3 separate regions of the Homo sapiens genome follow, and regions 1 and 2 are each linked to region 3. Evidence: chromatin contacts called from ENCODE Hi-C data. All regions are on one chromosome and are shown on one strand. Each heading gives the region's core, a stretch centred on a gene start or an enhancer-like site at or near the end of the contact. The rest is flanking DNA. Distances are from core to core; before and after follow the strand shown. Region 1 holds the start of KIAA0040. Region 2 overlaps RABGAP1L (RAB GTPase activating protein 1 like). Region 3 holds the start of PRDX6 (peroxiredoxin 6).

Region 1 (3,035 bases), core at 112-2,611, 1.7 Mb after region 3:
ATTGTATCTGGGATGGGGACAGAGAGGCAGAATTTCAGACAAAAGGAAAGACTTGGTCAGATTTTCCTGTACAGCTGCCTCTCCAGCCCAGCACTGGGTGAAGGGCAGGCACATCAGACTAAGTGGTTGATGCAACTGAACCAGTTTAAAGGCTGGTAAGACGCTTGCAGAAGTCTTTAGATAGAACTTGCAAACCATTTGCAAAAGGGTTAGGAACAGGTTGCATCAATGCTATGTTTAAGTCCTGCTCTTTGTAACTCAAGGCTCTCCCATTATCTAACAGAACTTCAGAATGAGGGTTCCTTAAAATTAGCTTCAGGTCCTTATGAGCTGTAGCTGAGCAAATGAAATGCAACTGCTTTAGAAGGGAGGAGCTTCCAAGATGCTCCAGTGGTCTTTTCCTTCCCTTCCTCGTATAACGCAATCGGTGGCACAATCCCGCTAAGTAGCATGGCATGCTGGCTGCCGGTGTTCTGTTAAATTAGGGTGAGTGCTTGTCTGTGCTTCAGTTTCCCTTTCGGTTAGGCAGGACTGGTCTTCCCACTAGCTATCATCTATAGTTTACTTAACTCTATTATCATATGATGAATCCCGTAAAGCTCTTCAGAATGTTAGGGAAACAGGTCCTATTATGTCCCCCACTCTACCTTCATGGGTGGGATGGGGGGTCTGGGGGTGGGACCACTGAGAGTCAAAGAAGTTAGGAAGTAATCTGTGTCACAGCAAGCTCCCTGGAAACTCTCAGAATAGCAAACAGGTTTCCTCTCCGCCCCTGGCTCCACGCCATATTTTCGTTTTGGCTAGTTCCTTAGCTCCAGAGAAAATCTGGCTTCACCTAGAATGGTTTAGAAACACCTAAGCCCGCGATGCTTTCCGGAGGGTCTCAGGCCTTAGCTTTCTCAGTAAAAAACAGAATTTCCATGTGTCCCCTTCAAAGCGCTCCTACCGGCAGCTGGAGTAAGGTAACTCCACCGCCGACCTCCGAGGAGTTCATGTGGACTCAGCCCAGGCGCAGAGAGGAAGACTCCTGAGAGTCCTCGCGAAGGAGGGAAACACACCAGAACTAAAGTTGTGAAGGCGCAAGAGGCTACTTAGGAATAATTCCTTGTATCTCTGGGGCAGGTCTCATCCTTCTAAAGACAGGAGTGACTGGGCGTCTTCTTCCAAACAGAGGGCGCTTAAAAATGTATTTTTAAAAAACATAACAGAAAGTCCTGAAACTCACCTTTCGGTCCGCGGAAGGGCTTCCTGCAGGCCCAGGGAATCTCCTGGTTGCTGCCCCGTCTGACAGCGCCCCGGGCCCTGGAGGGAGGTGTGGGTTCCTTTTTGGTTGCCTCTGCACTCCCACCCCGAGCCAGGTCTGGCGTGTAGGGCCCCGGCGCCGGCCAAGGTCGTGGGAGCCGCCCGCCCCGCCCCGCCCCGCCCCGCTCCACCCCCGCGCGTACCTGCCGCTGCCGCCGAGGGCAGCGCCCTCTGTGTTCCCTGCCTTCCTACGGGCCGACGCCTGGCATAGTTGAGGTTTCGCTCCAACTCTGTCCTGCCCCTGATGTCACAGGCACAACTTCCTGAATCTGGCTCGCCGTTCCGCCCGCTCCAGGGGCTCGGCCCAGGCTTTCCACCCTGGGCCAGCCCACCTCGGGTGCCTCTGGCCTTGGGCGCACACGCCCCAGACGCGCCCTCCCTCCCCGTCTTCCCGCCGGTGGCTCCCCACTCCCCGCCCCCCGCCATTACGTGTCCTTGCCCCCTCAGTCCCGGAACACGCCTCCTTCAGGACACAGCGGCTGCGGAGCCAGCCCCGGTGTCTCTCACAGACGCACCAGTGTTCCAGGAATGGGACACAGAACTCCGGGCAAACCCGGCTTCAGGGAAAACAGCTGCCTAAATAGAGGGCCTTCCTGGAAGGGGTGGGAGGCGTTGGAGAGGGATACCATGCGGCAGGTTGGGTGAAGGCTCCGATGTCTTATCGGGACAAATGAGCATGACAGTCCCCTCTAGCCAACGCCGGTTGCTCCAAGGGGTGCAGGTGACATCTCAGAAGAGTCTTTGTCTCTGCTGCCTGGAGGCGCTAAGGAAAACTGCGCCCCAGGAGCTGTCTGTCACAAGCAAATGACGGAGGGGAAAGCTGACTTCAAAAAGTTCTCAGGGGTTCTTCCCTCTCATCCTCAGCTGCTCTCCATCTACTTTCTATTCAGATCTCTTGGCTCTAGTTCCGAGCACATGGGATGCTAGGAAATGAAAAGACCTGCGCCCCTTTGAATAGGGGACTCCAGACACAAAGCTCTGATGATTCAGAGCTTGTTCAGTGCCTCCAGGGATACTGTGGGTGGGAAAAGAGGGGGATGCCAGGACCTGGCTGTGGATCATTTCAGGGGCCTCCTCAGTGTCATCCTGGGAGGTCCTCCCTGACAAGGGCCTGAAATGCTGTTCCCTCGACTGTATTTGCCAGGTACACAGGTACCAGGTGCCAGGTGCTGAACCAGGACTTGCCCTCCATCGACTGTGCCTGAGTATGGGTGTCCTTTGGCTTCTCCAAGTGGGCATTAAAATGACTGCTGCAACCAACTGTCACAACTGAGATTCAAGAGATTCCTTTCTGTTTATTCAGGAGAAACCACGTGGCTCTGAGTTGAAAGGCCAAAGAGAAAACCCACCATCCAGCCTGAAACGCCAAAAATGGCTAGAAAAAGAGGAAAATAAGTTATTTATTTATTTATTTATTTATTTTTTACAGAGGAAGACTAGATTCACAAGCCGGGAGAAGCTCAAATCTGTAATGACACTTTGAGCCTGCAGTTGTCTACCTATGTACAATGTACCTATGTACCTATGTAGGTTCCTCTAAAACTCCTGGAGCCTAAGGCCAGAGTATAGAGTCTAACAGGGCCATGAGGAAGACAGGCCTGGGATGGATGATAGTAAGGCCTTGAATGCTGGCCTGAAAATTTGGGAATGGGGATCTCCTGCCTGGAGGTTTACACACAGTGTATCATTCAACCTTTCACAACACATTTATGAGAGGTAGTATTATCCTCATT
Region 2 (2,722 bases), core at 169-2,668, 1.5 Mb after region 3:
ACAGAAGTGGACTTAAATTTTTTTTTCTCATTTTGGCATCTTATCCCTTCCAATGGAATTAAAATTCTGAATTCCTTTTTTTCTTAATAAAACTATTTTTTAAATCCTATTACAAATATATATTCATTGTAGAAAACTTGAAAACATTTTTAAAAGAACAAGGACAACAATAAAGAAAATTCACTACCTACAGTTAATATTGGTTGTTTATATTGTTACAATGAGATTCTCCAATTATTTATTGGGGTTTTTTTCCCCCCTACAAGGAAGGCAGCGTAAGCATTTCCTGTTATTATATTTTCTTTCTTTCTTTTTTTTTTTTTTGACACAGGTTCTCACTCTGTCACCCAGGCTAGAGTGCAGTGGCATGATCATAGTTCACTGCAGCCTTGACTTCCTGGGTTCAAGTGATTCTCCAACCTCAGCCTCCCCAGTAGCTGGGATCATGTGTGCACACCACACCACCCAGCTAATTTTTTTTTTTTTTTTTTTTTGAGATGGAGTCTCACTAACTCTGTCACCTAGGCTGAAGTGCAGTGGTGCAATTCTGGCTCACTGCAAGCTCTGCCTTTCAGGTTCAAGCAATTCTCCTGCCTCAGCCTCCCGAGTAGCTGAGATTACAGGTGTGTATCACCACACCCATCTAATTTTTGTGTTTTGTTTTAGTGGAGATGAGGTTTCACCATGTTGGCCAGGCTGGTCTTGAACTGACCTCAAGTGGTCCACCCACCTCAGCCACCCAAAGTGCTGGGATTACAGACATGAGCCACTGTGCCCAGCTGTACCCAGCTAATTTTTAAAAATTTTTTTGTAGAGATGGGGTATTGCCATGTTGCTGAGGCTGGTCTTGAATTCCTGGGCTCAAGCAATCCTCCGGTCTCAGGCTCCCAAAGTATTGAGATTACAGTCATGAGCCACTGCACCCAGCCTTCTCCAGTATTTTAACACTGAGTAGAATTCTATTGTGAATTTATTTAAAGTATTAAAGTGATTTGGGATTGTTTTTATCTTTTTTAGTCGATATGTTTTTCAATAATGTTTTAACATTCTCCAACTATTCTTATTTTTTTCCAAAAAAAAAAAAAAAGACAGAAATGGGCCCTGGTGGCTGGTATAATCAAGGTGCGGTTTTGTCCTTTAACTTCTCTGACAGCCTTCCCTGTTTATGGATCCTCTGCCTCTGTGAAAGCCTCAGACTTTGCCCTTACCATGTGTTTCTTAGCCCTTGTTTTAAAAAACAGGAAAAAGAAAGAAATTGTCTTCTCTTTCAATATAACAAACACCAGGTTGTTATATAGAAGATACAATTAACTTCACATTACCTGGTATGCTATGATAAACTATCTTCCAAAACATATATTTGTCTTCTAGTTTTTTGTCACTGCTTTGTCTGAGTTTTTGCCACCTTTGCAGAAAACACTGTTAGACGTGTAAATCTGAAAAACAGGAAGGTCTCATGACATTAGTCTTTCCTGTCAGCTCTCTTTTGAATCTCCTATAACTGTTAACAGTAGCAAAGAAAGCAATTTTGATACTTTGGAATGGAAGACATGAAATAGCTATTCTGAAAATAGTTGTGAACATACCAAGTTCATAGTGTTTAGTTAAGGAAAGGCCTTGCTTCATAAGAATTAGTGACTTGGTTTTTTTTTTTTCTTTCTTTTTGTTTGTTTGTTTGTTTCGTTTTTTTGTTTGTTTTTTTATCATGTAACTTTGTTTCAGATTTTTCAAGGTTGGGAGCAGAAATCCTCAGTAATTTATTTTACCCAGAATGTTTTAATCTGAAATTTTTTAAAAAACAAAAAAACTAGATATCTTATGACTGTTGCTCTCACACAAAAATAGGTGTTCAGAAAAGTAAATATATTCTTACTCAAAGAATAAAAATGTCAGCTGTTAGCAAAGTCATGAACCCATGTGTCATGATTCTTGATTTAGAGCTCTTAAATATACTCAATATGAACCCTGTCTTAGAAAAACAATTTGAAGAAATGTCTGGTGGTTTTCCCCTGTTTCATTCCTACTGTGTCTTGTGGTTTCTCTTGAGGTCAAGGGTGAGACTACCGTGCATGTTTCAAATAAAGAATTGTTTGTGTCTGTGTTCTAGATCTATGTAAAAACCTCACAGGATTGGGGGGGATATGCTCAGAAAGTTTGTTCTTTGTGGCACATTTTTTATAATGAAGTTCCATCTTGAGAGTTTAAGGGACCAGTTTCACCGGGTAGAGAACCGCATCTGCATTGCTAGCTAAACTCACTGTTGTTTCCCAGACAGCAATCCTGCCTTCCTGTGCCACTTGCGCCTTCTCCTTTTTACACCTTTGAAAGTTCACTTTGTTGCTTGTTTTTCCTCACCAGTTCTGTTCGTTTCTGTATGTCCAGACACTAATGCCCACCTCTGGCTATTGTTCTTCTGCAGAGGGAGAACCGAAGATTACAGGAGGCCAGCATGAGGTTGGAACAAGAGAATGATGACCTTGCCCATGAACTAGTAACAAGCAAAATTGCTCTACGGAATGACTTGGATCAGGTAATCCTTAGAAATGAGACTGTGATGACTTCCTCAGGGCAAAGACCGATTTGCCCTCATCACCGCCCCCACAAACTTGCTTTGTTCTTGACTTTGTTCTTGAGGAATGGACAAGTGGCAGGGACAGTCTGTTAATTGGAGACCATGGAAAACATAAGCCTTTGAGAAAGGTTTGGGTCATTTCTAAATAGC
Region 3 (2,959 bases), core at 227-2,726:
AAATATGATTAGCATGCACGCACCAACACATCACTGTGATGAAAACGCAAATCACAGTATGTGAGTCACTACTCTCAACATTGCCATGCCCCTGCCTTAAACCTGCCAGCCCCATCCAGAGGATTTTTCTCATCTCTGAACTCCAATCATTTACACCTTCCCCCATCAGAATTTACCCTACATTTTATTATAATTGCATATAAATATGCCTTCCCTGTAACAGCAGGGACTGTGTTTCTCCACTGTATGGCCTGGCACAGTGTCCAGCACACAGCAGGCAAAGCAAGAGTTACTGCATGAGCCAGTGTCATCATCCAAACGATAGCTACCATTTCCAGAGCACCTACCGTGAGCTGACTAGTTTACCTACATTATCCTGGTGGCTTTCCCAGACCAGACCACCCAAACCAAAGCAGCCCCCCAGTCACCCTCTAGGCACATAACCCTATTTTAGTTCTCTGAATACGACTGATTGCTGTCTAACATATTTTGGTTTGTGTGCTTATTGTCTGTCACCGGTTTCCCTTCACAAGAAGGAAAGCTCCAAGAGGACAGGCATCTTATCTACCTTGTACTTGGCTCATAGCAAATAAATGAATCTAAGCCGCCCACCTCCCTGGGTGACAGAGTTGACCTGCACACAGTAGGTCTCAAAGAGTATGTTTTAAATTTTATATTTAGATTTCAAGATAATTGTGTTGAATATTTTATGGTTCATAACAAACAGAAAGGGGAGGGCAGAATAAAAATAAATAAAAGTTTAGTTACATTACCCTAGCACTGACATTGGTACGGGAATTTTTGCTGCAATAAGAAAGCCACTTCCTCTGACATAAGGTCACCCATACTTCTGGGTCTTGCCACATCCTCTTAGACAGTTCATCGTAGCTGGGCTGGCTGGGGCGGTCAGGACTCCAGACGCTCACACTAAAAGAGGGGTGGTAGTCGAGCAGTCACTCCACTCCTCTGTAGGGAGCTGGCCGCGAGTGGGTGCGCAGCAGGGTGCGCGCGGACCCGTGCAGCGCCCAGGGCGGCTGTGCGAAGCCGCCGCAGCCTGCGCGCCCAGGCGATTCTCCACCTTGGGGCTCGCCTTCCTGCCGCGTTCCTCTTCCTTCCATCCCTAAAGCGCGTACGCCCTGCAGAGTCAAACCTGGCGCATCCTCAAGCTTCCAGGGGGCAACGTGACCGAGCCCCGCATCACGTGTGCAGAGACGGCCTATAGTGTCTGAAGGATGCCACCTAGTCGCAGGCCCGGCGGCGCCACCAACAGCGACCGCGGTAGTCCAGCTCGCGCCGCGTCCCGGCCCCAGCCCGGCCCGGCCCAGCCCCGCCCCGCGCCCAGCCCCGCCCCGCCCCGCGCCCAGCCCAGCCCCCGCGGCCCGGCCCCCAGCGGCCGGCCTCCCGCGGCCCCGCCCCCGCCGCCCCAGTCCCCGCCCCTCGCGCCTTCGTTTATTCCTCCGCGCGCTGGGACAGGCTGCTTCTTCGCCAGAACCAACCGGTTGCTTGCTGTCCCAGCGGCGCCCCCTCATCACCGTCGCCATGCCCGGAGGTCTGCTTCTCGGGGACGTGGCTCCCAACTTTGAGGCCAATACCACCGTCGGCCGCATCCGTTTCCACGACTTTCTGGGAGACTCGTAAGTGGCCACCGCGTAGCCCTGTCCTGGCCTCGGTTGCGCCGGACTCGGAGGTGCCTTCCCTGTTTCTTCTCCCTGCCGTCCTCCCGGCCGCTCAGCCCCCTGCGCCGCCCTCGCCTTCCCCCGCACTGGTTCCGGCGCGCGCCAGGCCGTGTGGCCTCTGCTCAGCGTCGGCTGCGCTGCTGGGAGCTGGCACCCGTTCGGCCTGCCCTGCGCGGGCCACTCGATCCCTCCTGGCCTCCCCGCCTCCGGCGTGGCTGGGCAAGGCCACGCCAAGGTGGGGGGTGGGGAGGATAAAATTGTGTTCTGCGGGTTCTGGAAACTCACCGCCCGCGGGAGGGTTTGTTGTCCATTTAACTCGTCTTAGTAAACTGTGCAGGTAGCGTGGTCAGGCCGAGGGCGCAGGGGCGGGGCGGCATTGACGATCACTTCCCCGGACTAGTGCCCAGGGTCGCACCGCCCTCCCACCCTCCGTTCTGGAATTTGCTCCCTGGGGAGGATGGGTGTCTAAAGCCAAAGTCGGAGGACACAGCTGCTGGCTATAGGTTACAGGAAGGCCAACGTATCATCTGAGGGTGCAGTGGTATTTGCAGGCTTCTGGGCACAAAATGTGAAATTTAAAACCACTAGCTGCCAAGTAGGTGGCCGAAAGACTTTTTGTCCAGAGCCGCCTCCAATGGCCAAGATATGATTTGATAACAGCTTTAGGAAGAGCCAAGAACACTCTGCGTAGGTGTGCCTTCAGAGATTCCAGAACTTGCAACACTTGGAGGGAAGGACTTTCTGACGCTGTTCCGCTGGAGTGGCCTATTCTTGCTAGTGATGGCCGTTCCAGGCTCCAGGACACGTGTACTCCCCAACTTTGAGACTCTCTTGTTTTCCAGTGGCTTGCCCCTCACTGTCCCCTCCGCTTTCTACCTTGCTTCTAGCACATGAGCTTGCTGATGATAGCCAAATTGATGACCTGTGATCTGACTTGGCAGTTTTACCATTATGGATAGGAGTAGTAAATCGGTGTTGCCCTTTTTTTTTTTTAACAGCTCCTGAATCAGCAAACTGGAAGTTGCTTAGTTTTCATCAGAAGCATTCCAGGCATGTCTAGTTATATTATGGTTCTGGAGTACTAGTGGTCCCACTACACTGTGGGGCTCCAAGGCTTGACAACAGTTCTTCCCCAGATTATATCCTTTTTATATACAGTATCCAGGGAGACAGGCTTATGAAATTAATCAGTGATTGGACAGGGCTGTGCAGAGAACCAGGGACAGATTCTTACACATCATATGCCTATCCAACCCTTTATAACCTCTTAAGTCCCTTTTCCA

The links. A loop is a pair of places that touch in the nucleus more often than their neighbours do. Pooled maps may share reads with other maps.
Region 1: a pooled map shows a loop between it and region 3 (7-fold over the local background). The contact joins the promoter of KIAA0040 here to the promoter of PRDX6 in region 3. A Hi-C loop is called at or near these places in 11 of 50 pooled maps.
Region 2: a pooled map shows a loop between it and region 3 (5-fold over the local background). The contact joins the enhancer-like site here to the promoter of PRDX6 in region 3. A Hi-C loop is called at or near these places in 4 of 50 pooled maps.

Annotation. Positions count from the first base shown.
Region 1 is chr1:175,191,415-175,194,449 of GRCh38, forward strand. KIAA0040 reads right to left here and starts at 1,362. Exons shown (of 4, transcript NM_014656.3): 1 at 1,226-1,362. RefSeq lists enhancers at 565-614, 755-804, 1,045-1,194, 1,915-2,024.
Region 2 is chr1:174,966,858-174,969,579 of GRCh38, forward strand. It overlaps RABGAP1L (RAB GTPase activating protein 1 like), which reads left to right. Exons shown (of 26, transcript NM_001366446.1): 21 at 2,420-2,530. Among named protein-coding and RNA genes, the nearest start is that of RABGAP1L-AS1, 14 kb to the left of the region's middle. Within about 2 kb of position 1,419, at least 8 of the 41 ENCODE cell types and tissues checked have a DNase peak (open chromatin) inside an H3K27ac peak, as active enhancers do.
Region 3 is chr1:173,475,859-173,478,817 of GRCh38, forward strand. It overlaps PRDX6 (peroxiredoxin 6), which reads left to right and starts at 1,477. Exons shown (of 5, transcript NM_004905.3): 1 at 1,477-1,634. The coding sequence starts at 1,540. LOC100506023 (a long non-coding RNA gene) reads right to left here and starts at 1,297. Exons shown (of 3, transcript NR_037845.1): 1 at 774-1,297. RefSeq lists enhancers at 482-1,018, 1,516-1,675 and a silencer at 1,276-1,445.